Linked DNA regions of Homo sapiens: region 2 is linked to region 1. Evidence: chromatin loops called from intact Hi-C (ENCODE). Cell type or tissue: prostate gland. All regions are shown on one strand.

Evidence for each region. Peaks named below come from ENCODE experiments on the same cell type or tissue, not always from the same donor. Only the 100,000 strongest peaks of a DNase experiment are listed, where the experiment ranks them.
Region 2: it touches region 1 in a loop (2.6-fold over the local background); 8 of 110 quality-filtered maps call a loop at or near these places.

Annotation. Positions count from the first base shown.
Region 1 is chr20:15,929,334-15,931,833 of GRCh38, forward strand. All of the region lies in intron 10 of MACROD2 (mono-ADP ribosylhydrolase 2), which reads left to right. The region is part of intron 1 of LOC613266 (a long non-coding RNA gene); the gene reads right to left. Among named protein-coding and RNA genes, the nearest start is that of KIF16B, 640 kb to the right of the region's middle. In prostate gland, a CTCF peak has its summit at 1,182 (motif pointing left); a DNase peak (open chromatin) is centred at 1,778.
Region 2 is chr20:16,475,126-16,477,625 of GRCh38, forward strand. All of the region lies in intron 12 of KIF16B (kinesin family member 16B), which reads right to left. Among named protein-coding and RNA genes, the nearest start is that of KIF16B, 97 kb to the right of the region's middle. RefSeq lists a silencer at 829-1,064. In prostate gland, a CTCF peak has its summit at 1,028 (motif pointing left); a DNase peak (open chromatin) is centred at 976; H3K27ac peaks cover 669 bases.

The DNA.
Region 1 (2,500 bases):
TCCACTAGCATTTCATTAGCTAAATTAAGTCCCATGGTCAAGTCCAACATCAATGGCATGGAAATATTCTCTGCTCACAGTGGGAGGACACTGATTTTATATATATATATATACACATATACACACAATCTTATTATAGGGGACTGAAGAATTAAGACCAATAATCTAATCTGCAAAGCACTGGTTTTGAATTGTCCGTAGTCTGTCTGTGCCCAGAAATCTATAGACCTTTAGAAGAAAAGACAGCAGTATACCAGCAGGAAGTACACATCAGATTGTTTCCCCAGTATAGCGATGGATTTATTTAGACTTACGTCTTGTTTATCTTCCTGTCACCATGTAGCGTTCACAAAAGGAACTACAAATATCAGGATAGCAATCCGTGATCATGTTGTTGAGATTTTGCCCTTACAAAACTCTCCCATGTAGAGTCAAACATGGACTGCTTTCTTATCATAGTCACGTTGCAGCAGGAGCCTCTTATTTTATTTCTATAAAATTTCTGAAATGTTCTTGCAAACAGTACACATTTGATAAATATTGGTTGAAAGAGTAGGAGGCAGAGTACTAATATGGGAGAAATTAGAAGGACACAACCAGTAGAATTCTCACAGGTTTCTGTGCTTTTTCAGCATGGGAAAGTAAAGTGTTATATCACACTCGACATGAATGCTATGGAAATTTATCATCTGAAATAAATATGTGATCTTAAAGGAATATTAACTGAGAACATTTAGCTTCTATGTGGCATTATTTAAGCTAACAAAATAGCCTCGCACTTCCCTATATTTCTTCACCGTTATTGTAAGGCTTTTAAAATCCCTTCTGGAAACCTCAAGTTTACACATCCCTCTACTTAATTTTTCATTGTTTATGTGCTTCCTGTGACGATAGCTAGACAGACAAGGCTGATAAAAAAGAAAGCTTGTCCTTATCAAAGACTTACGGGTAACTGTGTTAATGTGCCTTGCTTTTTCTACCAGTGGAAGCCCCCTATTTCACTAAGAACTCACCCATTTGCAGCATTTAAAATGGATGGAAAGTTATAAGCCAGCCAAAATGTCCTTCTAAAAGAATGAAATGAATACTAATCTAATTGCCCAAGAATGCATATGCTGGGCTTGGAAAATAAGCCTTCTACATTGGTTCCCCCTGCTGGATTTGAGGATGCACTGTCTTGGAAATTGATGAAAGCAATATACCTGGACCGTTTTATCTGAGGACATGTTACTGGAATGGCAAATCCAGCATTCTTCTAGAAAGCATTTGCTCTGTGATAAATGTGCCAAGTGTTTCTTGAGTTTGCTTCCCCAGGGCAGAAATACTGCAAATAGAAAACAGTGCCGCTGAGACTCAAAGAGAAAACAAAAGCATGCCACTCAGATGTCTGTTCTAGGGAGGGGGGTAGCACACAAGGAACTAAGGGTAAAAACCCAGAAGCAGTAGACTAGGTAAACTGCCAGACTGGTTGTTACTATTAGAAAGCTGGATTTCAGGGTCTGACCATGGATTTCCTTCTTATGCATTTACAACTATTAGAACCAATTCCTCACCTTTCTGTAATTTAACTGCTGTTTTTCTTTCCCTTCTTATCTTCCTCACTTCATAAGTAATCTCCCTACCCCTACTCTGTAGAAGATGTGGTAACCAGAGTACTTTCAAAGGAAGCTTGTCACCTGCAAACTTCATGGCTATTGTGAAATGTGTTAAAAGGTCTGTCTTTTGAGGGAGACAGAGAAGCTGGCAGATTTTTCCTGCTTGACTCAGAGTCCATTTGGTGGGAGGAAAGGGACAGATATTGGCTAAGTTTTTGGCACATGCTCCTGCACCAACTTGGCCTTGTTAAGACAGCAAGAACAGCAGAAGTGACTATTTCCTCCCTAGAGCAAAGGCCAATGCTGTTTCCTTCATGGAGAACCAGAACAGGGAAAATATCAGATAATCATGTAGTACTTGTAAATATGCCATTTAGAACACTGAATTTAAGTGGCATGCAGAGCCACCCCAGGTTCTCATATTATATTCAGGCCAGGTGTGGTGTCTTATGCCTGTAATCCCAGCAGTTTGGGAGGCTAAGGTGGGAGGATTGCTTTAGGCCAGGAGTTCAAAACCAGCCTAGGCAACAAAGCAAGACCCTTTCTCTCCAAAAAAATAAAAAATCAGTCAGGCTTGGTGGCATGTGCCTTGTAGACCCTGCTACTCAGGAGGCTGAGGTGGGAGGATCGCTTGAGTCCAGGAGTTAAAGGCTGCAGTGAGCTATGAACATGCCACTGCACTCCAGGCTGGACAACACAGCAAGGCTCTGTGTCTATTAAAAAAAAAAAAAGTAGTTATATTGTGTCCACCGTCACAAACGGCACAGGGCTAACCCAACACAGGGGGTCCTGTACGTATATTTATTAACTGCATTCTTCGCCAACCTCAGAGTATCATTCTTTTTTCTTTTTTTGTCCTTCTATTATAAACTTTTTTTCCCCATTTAGGTCAAATCTAAATGTTT
Region 2 (2,500 bases), 550 kb after region 1:
CTCGAACTGAATATTCTTCAAAGAATTTAGCATTTGTAAAAGTTCCCATAGAGTGCCTGAACCTAAAGTTATTTAACAAGCACTGACATAAGAGTATTTAGTGTGCCAGGCACTGCTTTCAAAGCTTTCACAAAGAACTCATTTTATTCTCATAACAACCCGATGAGTTAGGTACTATTATCCCCATTTTACCCATCAGGAAGCTGAAGTGCAGGGAGGTTAAGTCACCCAAGGTCATACAGCCAGCAACCAGCAGAGCCAGCACTGGATTACATAGAATTTGGTTCCAGAGTTCATGTCCTTAACTGATATTCTCCACCACTTCTCAACCACTAACTGTGACAGTACATTCTTTCTGTTTCTGTGTAAACAAGGAAGGAGCTGGGAGAAATTCGATCTGAATATCTATGAAGATTCTTGGCTCCACAGATCAGCCGGGAACCAACGCAGAGGTTACTTGGCTAGAGTGGACGTTACCAAATGTACAACGAAGGATGACAGAAATAATTGTACAAGGAATTGTACATTTTAATTCTCTTAAGAACTTCCACAGTTGAAGATGAGGAAAATGAGAGGTAAAAGAAGAAATGATATTACAAGAAAAGTCTTTTAAGTGGCAAATACAAGTAAATGACACAAAAAGCTTTCTAATAGCAAGCTAATCAAAATGACTACCTAAGACCCAATTTTCAAAAACCTTTTAGCTGTAAGATATTACCCTGGTACTCTGCTCTTGAAGCAAGATTAGAAAAATTATTTAAAAGAACTCCAGAAATGTGAAGATGCATTTTCATCTTTCTGCAGCAATTCTCAAACTAGCTACAAGAAGACATTCCAGCTGAATGATTACTTATACTAAATTCTGCACAATTTATCTCTCACACAGATTCTGCATCCAGTAATTATCAGCAACCAGGCCCAATTCCATGGTATTGACAGTGGTATCTGTCACGTCTTCAGACAACTCCACTACCAAGGGCCCTGCAACAAATACAAACAGGCAGAGCGTGTTTTCCTATCTACAGTGACATCTAGTGTTAAGAAACTAAAACGCAGTCTGTAGAACAACATTTATTCCCATTACTATTGTATTTAAATGCATATTATAAAACAGGAATATATATATAGCTCTTAAGGTAAACAGCTTTTCCCATAATTGGGATTGCCAATTGTCAATTGTATTATACTCCAATATTTAAAATATCTCATAAGATTAACCCATTGAAAAGACACATTTGTTTTGTTAAAGTGAAGAAATCATTTTGTTCTCCAATAGTTTTGTTTTAAATGCAAACATATCTTTACTTACTAACAGCAGACTGGAATGTCAGAGGATTTTGCAGACATTAAAAGACATCTTGTTAAATTTAACAAAAAGCAATCTGGCTTAATATAATAATAAATACAAGCCCTTTATTCAAAATCAACTCGCAAAATCTCTAAAGGAGAACAATTTAAATGCAAATGAGCCCATTATAGAATGGTTTCTGATTTAGGTATATCATGGGCTAAATCTTGTCTCCAAATTTTACATCTTAAAATTAGATTCTAAAAGATGCAGGATAGCCATATTCCCCTCACCAAAGTGAAGTATCATTCCGGTTATGACAACAAAGGTGTTTGAATATCTTTTTTATTTATTTACTTTTTTTGAGACAGAGTCTCGCTCTGTCGCCAGGCTGGAATGCAGTGGCTCAATCTCGGCTGACTGCAACCTCCGCCTCCCAGGTTCAAGTGATCCTCCTGCCTCAGCCTCCCGAGTAGCTGGGACTACAGGCGCGTGCCACCACACCATGTATTTTTAGTAGAGATGGGGTTTCACCATGTTGGCTAGGATGGTCTCGATCTCCTGACCTCATAATCCGCCCGCCTCAGCCTCCCAAAGTGCTGGGATTACAGGCGTGAGCCACTGCGCCGGGCCTGGATACCGTTTTTAAAGGTAAATAAGGCATAATTAAAGAGCACTGGATTAGAAATGAGAAAACAGAATCTAGCCCTGGGTCTACCTAAAAAATTCTGAGACCAAGTTATTTAATTTCTCTTGCCTTCAATTTCCTTGTGGGTTTTTTTTTTTTCTCTCCTTAAAAAAAAAAAAAGGTGGGGAAGACAGTGAGGAGTTTAGCCTGGATTCCTTCCTGGGCTCCTTGTTCTAACATTCTATGTTCTATGAAGATGATGATCTCTAAGATCTCTCTAAACCTTGCTTTAGTTATTTAAGCCACACAGTGCCACAGTACTCTGAGGAGAACAGTGTTAAGACACCTTAAGACTCAAACAACAAACAAGGTTTGCATTGAAATCGGCATAGAGTAAAAGACCTCTTTAAGATGTTTAGATGATGACTCCTGACCTGAATCAAAGATGTACTAAATCACATCCACTATGACTCTGCACTTCCTAAACCAGCAAGTATCATCTAAAGTCTCTTAATAAAGACGTTCAGAAATCATGTTATTTAAGGGGGTTTATTGCTAAACCAAGATAGTCATAAACATTCTGG